Linked DNA regions of Homo sapiens: all the other regions are linked to region 1. Evidence: chromatin contacts called from ENCODE Hi-C or POLR2A ChIA-PET data. All regions are on one chromosome and are shown on one strand. Each heading gives the region's core, a stretch centred on a gene start or an enhancer-like site at or near the end of the contact. The rest is flanking DNA. Distances are from core to core; before and after follow the strand shown.

Region 1 (3,604 bases), core at 160-2,659:
TATATAGCAAGCTAGCTAGAGTGGGGGAAGAGTTGATGTATATGGCCATACCACTTAGTAAATTATCACAATTGTCCAGATGAGAGATAATGATGGCCTGGAATGGAATAGTGGCAGTGGAACCAGAGACATTGGAGAGACATGTAAGAGGTGGAGGTAGAACTGACAGGACTTTGTAAGTTATTGGAAGTGGAGTGTGGCTATGAAAACATAAAACACTTGAACCATTCAACTTAATCCATATCCTGTATGTGTGTGTGTGTGTGTGTTGGAGGAGGTGGGTATGCTCTCAGCAATAAGAAATCTATTTGCCTGGGGGTAAACAATGCTACTGTCATTGACTTCATAATAGCTGTAGTTTCTGCTTTGCTTTTTGAGATAAAGCAGTCCTGACTGGGCCATGAGGCTATTGAGGTAAAAACTTTGTTGTACTTACTAATAGAAAGAAGAATGCACTACTAATTAGAGAAATGCGAATCAAAACAACAATGAGATGTCATCTCACACTGGTCAGATTGGCTATTATCAATAAGTCAAAAAATAACAGATGCTGGTGAGGTTGCAGAGAAAAGGGAATTCTTATATACTCTTGGTGGGAGTGTTAATTAGTTCAACCATTGTGGAAACCAGTGTGGTGATTGCTCAAAGAGCTAAAAACAGAGCTACAATTTGACCCAGCAATTCCATTACTGGGTATATACCCAAAGGAATACAAATTGTTCTACCAGCATTTGTTCGGTTAGGTTGCAGTAACAAACAATTCCAAAATCTCAGGGACAATGACAAAGGATTATTTTTTGCTTACAATATATGTCAGCTAGGGTTGACTATAGCTCTGCTCTACATGTCTTCTTCATTCTGGTTTACAGGCTGAAAGATTCACCCCTACCTAGGACACCCCCTTCCTTCCCCTCCCTGCCCCCACATTTTTTAAGAGAAGAAAAAAAGCCATGGCTGAACTATGCAATGATTTTTGTTGTTGTTGTTGTTGTTGAGATGGAGTCTTGCTCTGTCGCCCAGGCTGGAGTGCAGTAGCGCACTCTTGGATCACTGCAACCCCCACCCCCTGGGTTCAAGCAATTCTTCTGCCTCAGTCTCCCTAGTAGCTGGGACTACAGGCGTGCGCTACCACACCCAGTTAATTTTTGTATTTTTAGTAGAGAGAGGGTTTCACCGTGTTGGCCAGGCTGGTCTTGAACTCCTGACCTCAAGTGATCTGCCCGCCTTGGCCTCCCAAAGTGCTGGGATTACAGGCGTGAATGACTTCCAAAACTTCTGCTGAGACATGGTATAAGCCATCTGCTCACATTCCATTAACCAAGGCAAGTCCCTGGACCCAAGTCTGATGTCAATAGTGGGAAGAAATGTATTCCACAGGAAGGCCCATGGCAGTAGACCTGGATGTATAATTTTCTTGCAGGGAGAGTGTAAATAATCTGGAAGAAATACTGCAGTCTATCACAGATCCCAAAGATAGTTTCATCATTTGTATTTTTACAAATACTTACTGGATACTATTCCTTTCTGTGAGGCAAGAACAACCAGCTGTCATTCTCTAAAAATTTTCAGATATTAAGCACATATTCACCTCTGAACTTTAATGTTTTTTCTACATCAGCATTATTCAGAATCTCATCCAGGAACTATTTGCTAACAATCTGCAATGAGATAAGAAGATTATGCCAGGAAGTAAATCAACACACTGCTTCCTTCACCACGAAAGCCTTGCTACAAAAAATCAAATGGCAGCAGTACTGAACAGTGCACTTACTGATGTAGTTGGTTAACATTTTGGCTTAAGCTCCTTATCTTGTCATGGACAGGTACCGAATACTCTGGACTGACAGAGGTCGACAAACTATGCTCTGAGTGGCACTGTTCTGCAGCAAAGTGGTTTTACCCATAAGACCATTCAATTATAGAATTTTAGAACTGAAAGATGTCTTAGACACCATCTAGTCCAAGTTCCTGGTTTCACAGCCGAGGATCCTTAGAACCTGAAAGTTTTAGCAAACTTCCCAAAGCCACTTAGTGGTTGTGATGCAATATGAAGTAAAGGCCAACTGTCCTGACTCTTTCCAATCACCACCATGCCCTGAAATTCCTGAAGGAAGCAGAATTTCCTCTGAGGTTTCTGCTGAGTCATATGCAGGCTCCATCTGATGTAGAGATTCAGTAGAAGGGGCCAGGTTGCCTCCTGATGGGGGCAGCGTGTGGAGGATGAGCCTGGGCTTACTTGGCAGACAGATCTGGTCATGTTCCAGCTCTATCTCCTACTTGCAGAATGTCTTCGGGAAAATTACCTACATTCTCAAAGCCTCAGATTCTTGCTTTGTCAACATTCCTTGAAGATTGCTAAACTGAAGACTCTGGTGTTCCCTTTTGTGATAGGGAGAATAATAGCCCCCCAAAGATATCTACATCCTAATCCTTGGAACCTGTGACTATGTTATGTCACATGGCAATGGGAGACTTGAGGTTCCAGACTGAATTAAGGTTGATAATCAGCTGACCTTGAGATGGTGAGACTATCTGGGATCATCTGGGTGGGTCCAATGTCATCACAATGTTCCTTATAAGAGAGAGGCAGGAGAGAAAGAATCAGAAAGGCGGCAGCATGAGGAAGGCTCAGCCTGACATTGCTGGCTTAGAAGATGGAGGAGTGAGGCCATGAGCGAAGGAATGCAGGAAGCCTCTAGAAGCTGGAACACACCCCTGCTGACACCTGGACTTGTACCTAGTGAAACCCATTTCAGACTTCAGACCTCCAAAACTGTGCAGTAATAAAGCTGTTTTGTTTTAAGCCACTGATTTGTGGTAATTTGTTAGAGCAGCAATAGGAAAGGAATTCACCATTCATCTGAACATTGCTATTGCCTCCCTAGAGCAACTGTTACATCATCTTTTGGAAGATACAGCTTTTTTGAAGACACGTTTTATAGTGGTATTATTTGGCAGAATCTGCTCTAACACAAGCTAGCCAAGGCAGGAAGTCTGCTTCTTTAGAGGGCATAGTTTCTCTCTTGCTGTTTCTCAATCCTTTTTAGCTGTTTTAGTCATAGCTGGTCAAAAACAATGGTTTGCATTTAGGGGTCATTGCACTTGGGAATTTAAATGTACTCTAAAATAGCTGATAATCGGATTTTTTCCTCTTGCTTGATCATCAGTTTTAGTTAGAGCTGCAGTCTTTCTAACAGTGCTGCCCTTTTGCACTGTGTCAGACACTATTTGCCAGGGAAGAATTGAGGTTACATGGTGCCTGGCAGTGGTGGCAGACAGTTTGTGGTCTCCACACCTTGCAACACTGATCATCCTGTTTGATGCAACTCTTTGACGCAGTGTGAAAGGCGTTGCAGCAGGAGGAGGCGTCTCTGTTTGACCTATTTCCTTATATTTGAGCACAGATGTTGGGATTTGAATGCTTGATAATCAGATATACACTAAGTTGCATAAAATTCTCAGCATGCACTGACACAATAACACCGGTGATGAATTTGTTAGAAGAAGAGAAAAAGCACAGAGTGAGGCTCAAAGCAGCTTTGACACATACATACCCACATGCTTCCCATCACGTGTTCTGGACTCAGCTTCTCTTGATAACACA
Region 2 (3,794 bases), core at 1-2,500, 880 kb after region 1:
GGGAGGCGGAGGTTGCAGTGAGCTGAGATGGTGCCATTGCACTCCAGCCTGGGCAACAAGAGTGAGGCTCTGTCTAAAAACAAAACAAAACAAAAATATACCTGGGTATGCTTGAACACAAACACTGCCATACCGTTAAAAATGTTATATATTAATATATAAATAAATATTTACATATATGTATATTAGATATATATGTAAAGATTTCTACTCATAGTACGGTTCTTTTAATTTTTTGTTCTGTTTGGACATTTTCTTTCTTTTTTTTTTTTTTTTTTTTTAAGAGGGAGTATCACTTTGTCGCCCAGGCTGGAGTGCAGTGGCGCGATCTTGGCTCACTGCAACCTCCGCCTCCCGGGTTCAAGCGATTCTCCTGTTTCAGCCTCCCGAGTGGCTGGGATTACAGGCACCCGCCACCAGGTCTGGCTTTTTTTTTTTTTTTTTTTTTTTTTTTTTTTTTTTTTTTTTTTTGAGACGAAGTCTCGCTTTGTTGCCCAGGCTGGAGTGCAGTGGTACGCTCTCTGCTCACTGCAATCTCCGCCTCCCAGGTTCAAGCGATTCTTCTGCCTCAGCCACCCAAGTAGCTGGGATTATAGCGCCCGCCGCTATGCCCGGCTAATCTGTATATTTTCAAGCTAAAAGCTGGGGTATAAAAAAATAAGGGCAAGTTTACTTCCATCCAACTGTGAAGGTTCACGGGGGCACCGTGAGAAGGTTGCCCCCTGCGAAGGTTGCTTTTCCACGGTTCTCGATGCGTTCCCCAAATTTCTCTTCCACCTCCCAGTCGATATCGGAGGCCACATCAGGTGTCACCGAGTCCCGGGCAGCTCCCTCAGGCAGCGGCAGGGGAAGATCCTGAGGGGCACTTGGGACGGGCCCCGCCCCTCCGTGTCCCCATCTGGGGCTGTCAGGGGTGTGGCTAGTGCTGGCAGAAACCAATGGGAGCTGAGGAGGTCGCGTGTTTGCGCGGACGGGGCGGGGCGGCGCGGGGCTGCGTGCAGGCTCGTGGGTCTGCCCCGCCCGCGACGGCATTTTTTCCTTTTCTCCAGCGGCCTCAGGTTCTTGTTACAACTGAGTCCGGGTTGGAGGAGGTGTGGGGCCGCTGCCGCCAGGTAAGTCCTGGCCCGTGCCTCCTCCTGCCGGCCCCGCTTTCTCTGCGGCTCCTGGAACCCGGGCCTGGGGTAAGGTTGGGCTGCGATTTCCGAGGAGCCTCCTTTGCAACCGGGCGTGCTCGGGGCTGCCTGTGCTCTCCACTTCGCAGGCCGGGCCGGGCTCGGCGGGGCGCGAGGTTCCGGGGACTGGGGACAGGGCTCTGCTTCTCGGGCTGCTGCCTCCTTGGGTCGGGCCGGTGCCGCGGGGCCCCCATCGCTGTTGGCGTGGGGTGATTCCTGTTCCAGGGTCATTCAGATCCGAGTGCGAAGCCCGTCCTGGCATCTCCGCGTCTGCTAACGAGCCCCGGGCTTGCAACCCTGCTTGTGCGTCCCTCCCACTCGTGCGTTCATTCAAACGGCAGCCTGAGCGCCCGCGAGCTTCGCACTGTGGGAGAGGGCACACCACATTCGGAATCGCTCGTGGCACACAGGCTGGGAGGAACTTGCCTGGAAAGTTAATGTACCTCTGGGTTTTGAAGTCTTTCTAGGTGCACTTTCATGTAAAGCAGTTGCAGTGATTAGCATTTTTGTTCTGCGCAAGAGTAGCAAACAATGTTGGCACTGCCCTGCGGATTCGGCTTGCGGTGCTACTTGGGTAGTGAGAAAGTTGAAAGGCATGAATCTTGCTTTTGGCTTTGCCGTTGCGAAGCTTTGTGACCGCGGGCTCAGTTAATTAACGTGAAACGAGATGATAATTTCGAAGATTTCTTTTAAACCCGGCTTTTTGTAAGTCTGTGATGAGCTTAGTTTTCCTTCTGCACCTTTAAAAAGAATAGGAAATAGGAAAAGTTCATGAAAGGGCATTATTGAAAGGGCAGTCGGTCCAGCAAGGAACAATAAATGTATGAGAGCACATTAAAGGCTGTGCAATTACAGTTTTAAGACTTAAGACTAAAAAGGGAACAGGAAGTAAAACTGAAAGAACTTACCAAGAATTAAATAAGAGAAACGGCTGGGAGCGGTGGCTCAGGCCTGTAATCCCAGCACTTTGGGAGGCCGAGGCGGGCGGATCACCTGAGGTCAGGAGTTCGAGACCAGCCTGGCCAACATGGAGAAACTCCGTCTCTACTAAAAATACAAAATTAGCCGGGCGTGGTGACGGATGTCTAATTCTAGCTACTCGGGAGGTTGAGACAGGAGAATCGCTTGAATCCAGGAGACGGAGGTTGCAGTGAGCCGAGATCATGCTATTGTACTCCAGCCTGGGCAATAAGAACAAAACTCCGCCTCTAAATAAATAAATAAGAGAAACTTGGAAAGCGTTCAAAAGTACGAACAGCTAGTATTATATTTAATTACCTCCCTTTACAGCTGTACACATGAGGTCAGGTGGGTGAAAATAAATACTAAGCAACCATGTAAGAGAAAATGTAGACAGGATGTGTAACTTAGCATATATCCTAAGTGTAGGGAGAATCCTTTGAAATTCTTAATTTGTATAGACAATTTCATTCAGAAAACTTGTTTTTAACCTTTATTTATTATTTGGGACAGGGTCTTGCTCTGTCACCCAGGCTGCTAGAGTGCAGTGTCATGGTCTTAGCTCACTGCAGCCTTGAAGTCCTGGGCTTATGTGCCCCTTCCACCTCAGCCTGCGGAGTAGCTGGGACTAGAGTCGCGTACCACCATACCTAGATAATGTTTTGGATTTTTTTAGTATAGGTGGTCGTCTCATTCTGTTGCCCAGGCTGGTCTTGAACCCCTGGCCTCAAGCTATTCTCCAGCCTCAGCCTCCCAAGTAGCTGGGATTACAGGTATGTGTGACTAGCCCAGCTAACATTTTTGTTGTTGTTTTTTTACTTTGTATTTTTCACTTTTTTTTGTATTTATTTATATATTTATTTATTTATTTGAGATGGAGTTTTGCTTTTGTTGCCCAGGCCGGGGTGCAGTGGTGCGGTCTCAGCTTACTGCAACCTCCGCTTCCCAGGTTCAGGCAGTTCTCTTGCCTCAGCCTCCCGAATAGCTAGAATTACAGGCGCCCACCACTATGCCTGGCTAATTTTTGTATTTTTAATAGAGACAGGATTTCACCGTGTTGGCCAGGCTGGTCTCGAACTCCTGACGTCAGGTGATCCACCCGCCTCGGCCTCCCAAAGTGCTAGGATTACAGGCATGAGCCACCGTGCCCGGCCTGTTTTGTTTTTAACTTTAAAAAATTTGGACCGGGCGCCGTGGTTCATGCCTATAATCCCAGCACTTTGGGAGTCGGAGGCAGGCAGATCACAAGGTCAGGAGTTCGAGACCAGCCTAACCAACATGGTGAAACCCCATCTCTACCAAAAATACAAAAATTAGCTGGACGTGGTGGCACGTGCCTGTAATCCCAGTTACTCAGGAGGATGAGGCAGGAGAATTGCTTGAACCTGGGAGGCAGAGGTTGCAGTGAGCTGAGATAGCACCACCGCACTCCAGCCTGGGTGAAAGAGCGAGACTCAGTCTCAAAAAAAAAAAAAAAAAAAAATTATTCAGCCAGGCACCAACAGCTTTCTTTCTTTTTTTTTTTTTTGTGATGGAGTCTCGCTCTGTCACCCAGGCCACAGTGCAGTGGCGCCATCTTGGCTCACTGCAACCTCTGCCTCCCGGGTTCAAAGCTATTCTCCTGCCTCAGCGTCCCGAGTAACTGGGATTACAGGCATCTGC
Region 3 (3,774 bases), core at 386-2,885, 970 kb after region 1:
AAGGGATTCAATCCACAGTGGTGGATTTTGTCAGATGGAACACAGGCTGTGTGTTAGTACCGTTGGTGACTGCCATTATATCAGCATGATGGTAACACCAACTGCTGGTATCTATTAAAAGTAAAAGTGACTAAGCTTCTGAAATTTGGTTAAGTAATGTGCAACCTGTTCTGCTCTGTTCCATAGACCAGGGAGGAGGAGGAGGACTGGGTGTGAGTGTCAGAGCAGCAGAGATTTTCATGTAGGGGAGGAAAAATTGCTTTCCACACCCATTGCTAAGTTCATGACTGAGGCCCTTATAACAAAAGACAAATCGACAAAAGCAAAGCGTACATTTTTTTGTTGTTTTTATTTTTTGAGACAGTCTTGCTCTGTCGCCAGGCTGGAGTGCAGTGGCACGATCTCGGCTCATGGCAACCCCCACCTCCCGGGTTCAAGTGATTCTCCCACCTCAGCCTCCCGAGTATCTGGGACTACAGGCACGCACCACCAGGCCCAGCTAATTTTTGTATTTTCAGTAGAGACAGGTTTCACCATGTTGGCCAGGACGGTCTTTATCTCTTGACCTCGTGATCTGCCTGCCTCAGCCTCCCAAAGTCTGGGATTACAGGTGTGAGCCACCATGCCCAGCCAGCGTACATATTTTTTAAATGTTTTCTGTGACATGGGAGCCTTTGTAAGGAAATGAGGACCCAAAGAAACAGGTGAGCTTGTGTATTTTTCTGTTTTGGTTTAATGAAGAGTGAACAGTTGTGCAAAAGTATTGGACAAAGCGGATGATCTAATGGTAAACTGGGGGGAACTTAGCAAGGCCTGTTTGTTCAGATTCTTCTCTGTGTTTCTGTGTCTTCAGAGATGAGGATATTTATTTTCCCTGGGTATATGGAGGGTACCTCTCGAATGAGAGTAATTTCTTTCTTTCTTTCTTTGAGACAGGGTCTCACTGTGTTGCCCAGGCTGAAGTGAAGTGCTGTGATCATAATTCCCCGTAGTCTCAAACTCCTATGCTCAAGAGATCCTCCCAACTCAGCCTCCCAAAGTGTTATGATTACAGGCGCCAGCCACTGTGCTGAGCCTACACCACACCTATTGAAACAGAATATTCAGCATTTAATATTTCGGGTTTTTTGTTTGTTTTTTGAGGGAGAGTCTCACTCTGTCACCCAGGCTGGAGTGCAGTGGTGCAATCTTGGCTCACTACAACCTCTGCCTCCTGGGTTTGAGCGATTCTCCCGCCTCAGTCTCCTGAGTAGCTGGGATTACAGGTGCCCACCACCACGCCTGGCTAATTTTTGTATTTTTAGTAGACACGGTTTCGCCGTGTTGCCCAGGCTGGTCTTGAACTCCTGGCCTCAAGTGATCTGCCCGCCTCAGCCTCCCAAAGTGCTGGGATTACAGGCATGAGCCACCGTGCCCAGCCAGAATATCCAGCATTTTAAAAACCCTTCTGGGATTTCAGCTCCCTGCTGGGGATTGAGGAACCACTATTGTAGCAGGAAGCATGGGAAGGAAATGAGCTCATGAGATAAAGGAAAACAGCTCAGGCAGCTGGCTTGTGGTTACTGCCCTCTTGCTAAAGCAACATATAAAGCGCCAGAGTGGAAAGGAATCTAATGCGCCTGTCCAGTGCTCAGCACCCTTGACTTCCGTCCCTCTTAACCACAGTGCGTGAAGGCCCTGCAGTTCCCCAGGTATGGCTTGGCCTCGTTTTCCACATTGTATGTTAATGCAATAATTTTGTTTTGTTTTTTTTTTTTTTGAGACGGAATCTCGCTGTGTCGCCCAGGCTGGAGTGCAGTGGCGTGATCTGGGCTCACTGCAAGCTCCCCCTCCCAGGTTCACGCCATTCTCCTGCCTCAGCCTCCTGAGTAGCTGGGACTACAGGCGCCTGCCACCACGCCCGGCTAATTTTTTGTATTTTTAGTGGAGACGGGGTTTTACCATGTTAGCCAGGATGGTCTTGATATCCTGACCTCATGTTCCTTGCCCTCAGCCTCCCAAAGTGCTGGGATTACAGGTGTGAGCCACTGCGCCCAGCCAACGCAATAATATTTTAATGCAGCCTAAACTGACATTTGCTTCTTTTGGGTAATATCAGACAGGAGACTTGTCTTGAATTTCTGCCAGCTAAAACTTGTCTTCATGCTTGCTGCTGAAACCAGGTCTGCCCCATCCACACACTGGTGCAGTTGGATTTTGGACTCACACGCAGGAACTTACACTGTGATACCTTTTTCTCACTTTGCATACCAGATGTCTCAGCATCCGATGTGTACTTTAGACATGTTCCTTCCTAATTCCTTTTTCTTTTCTTTTTTTTTTTTTTCATTCTATTTTAGCTCGGCTAAAACAAATAAAAGATAAGCGTCTGCATCAATTTGGCAGACTTACAAGAAAAAAAGGCATTCTTTCCATTTTGGAAGAAGGCATGTGGAATTAGTACTATGCAGTGGTGGTATTTTGAAATCTGGGTTCTAATAAAAGCCCAACCACTTGCTGTGAGAACTCCAGCATCTTAACCTCTCTAAGCCTCAGTATCTCCATCTAGAAAACAGAAACTCATACTTACCTCATCGGCTGATTTGGTAAGTAGAGGCTATCATAGGAGTGCCTTTACCATGAGAAATTCTTACAATACTGGTCTCTACTCTGAATCAGTGCAAAATACAGGATGCCTGTTCACATTCTCTGACTTGCAAAATACAGGATGCCTGTTCACATTCTCTGACTTTTGTGTAGCCTTGGGAAACTGCATCATGAATATGTTTTAGGGGTCAGGCGCAGTGGCTCACGCCTGTAATCCCAGCACTTTGGGAGGCCGAGGCAGGCGGATCACAAGATCAGGAGATTGAGACTATCCTGGCTAACACGGTGAAACCCTGTCTCTACTAAAAATACAAAAAATTAGCCGGGCATGGTGGTGGGTGCCTGTAGTCCCAGCTACTCGGGAGGCTGAGGCAGGAGAATGGTGTGAACCCGGGAGGCGGAGCTTACAGTGAGCCAAGATCGTGCCATTGCACTCCAGCCTGGGCGACAGAGTGAGACTCCGTCTCAAAAAAAAAAAAAAAAAAAAAAGAATATGTTTTAGGCCGGGCGCAATGGCTCACGCCTGTAATCCCAACACTTTGGGAGGCCAAGGTGGGCGGATCACAAGGTCAGGACTTTGAGACCAGCCTGACCAACATGGTAAAACTCTTGTCTCTACTAAAAATACAAAAATTAGCTGGGTGTGGTGGAAGGTGCCTGTAATCCCAGCCACTTGGGGGACTGCGGTGAGAGAATTGCTTGAATCCAGGGGGCAGAGGTTACAGTGAGCCCAGATTGCACCACTGTACTCCAGTCTGGGCAACAGAGTGAGAAGAGGTCTCAAAAAAAAAAAAAAAACTTTTTTAATCTATCCCTAGATTCTTCTTCAGGGTTGACAAGCAGTTTGATGTCACTTTAAAATGGGCAACTCATACCTTCCCTGTACCACGTGAAACTTTGTGTGCCTATATTCTTTTTTTTTTTTCCCCCCAAACAAACATTGCAGGGTTGATCCTAGTCTTGAAAGTTCGGGCCTTTCCTCTTGGCCTGTTTCTGGAGGAAATGCTCATGAGGTGGGTGAGAGGCGGATGACATCCTGTCGCTCTGGCCTCACCCTGGGGATGCCACATGACAGCACCGCAGCATTTTCAATAGGTGACCCATCTGCGAGGAGGAAGGAAAAATGTGCCCAAGGCCATTATGGAGAACAAACACCTATGCAGTTGGAGAATGCTGAAGACACCCAAG

Evidence for each region. A loop is a pair of places that touch in the nucleus more often than their neighbours do. ChIA-PET counts read pairs that join two places held with the same protein, here RNA polymerase II (POLR2A). Pooled maps may share reads with other maps.
Region 2: a map of natural killer cell shows a loop between it and region 1 (9-fold over the local background). The contact joins the promoter of SLC25A30-AS1 here to the promoter of LINC00563 in region 1. A Hi-C loop is called at or near these places in 1 of 168 maps with a recorded cell type or tissue (natural killer cell) and 4 of 50 pooled maps. POLR2A ChIA-PET finds 5 or more read pairs at or near these places in 3 of 52 experiments (CD4-positive, alpha-beta T cell, CD4-positive, alpha-beta memory T cell and activated B cell).
Region 3: POLR2A ChIA-PET joins it to region 1 with 20 read pairs in activated T-cell. The contact joins the enhancer-like site here to the promoter of LINC00563 in region 1. POLR2A ChIA-PET finds 5 or more read pairs at or near these places in 2 of 52 experiments (OCI-LY7 and activated T-cell).

What each region holds. Positions count from the first base shown.
Region 1 is chr13:46,295,649-46,299,252 of GRCh38, reverse strand. LINC00563 (long intergenic non-protein coding RNA 563) reads left to right here and starts at 1,409. Exons shown (of 1, transcript NR_047493.1): 1 at 1,409-2,808. The region is part of intron 2 of LOC105370194 (a long non-coding RNA gene); the gene reads left to right. RefSeq lists an enhancer at 1,622-2,821.
Region 2 is chr13:45,415,618-45,419,411 of GRCh38, reverse strand. SLC25A30-AS1 (SLC25A30 antisense RNA 1) reads right to left here and starts at 1,250. Exons shown (of 2, transcript NR_047031.1): 1 at 674-1,250. It overlaps SLC25A30 (solute carrier family 25 member 30), which reads left to right and starts at 1,039. Exons shown (of 10, transcript NM_001010875.4): 1 at 1,039-1,112. RefSeq lists enhancers at 635-824, 1,635-1,684 and silencers at 935-1,034, 1,075-1,404.
Region 3 is chr13:45,327,657-45,331,430 of GRCh38, reverse strand. No RefSeq gene overlaps it. Among named protein-coding and RNA genes, the nearest start is that of SNORA31B, 6.9 kb to the left of the region's middle. RefSeq lists an enhancer at 779-1,279. Within about 2 kb of position 1,635, at least 19 of the 41 ENCODE cell types and tissues checked have a DNase peak (open chromatin) inside an H3K27ac peak, as active enhancers do; they include OCI-LY7, where a contact is called at or near this core.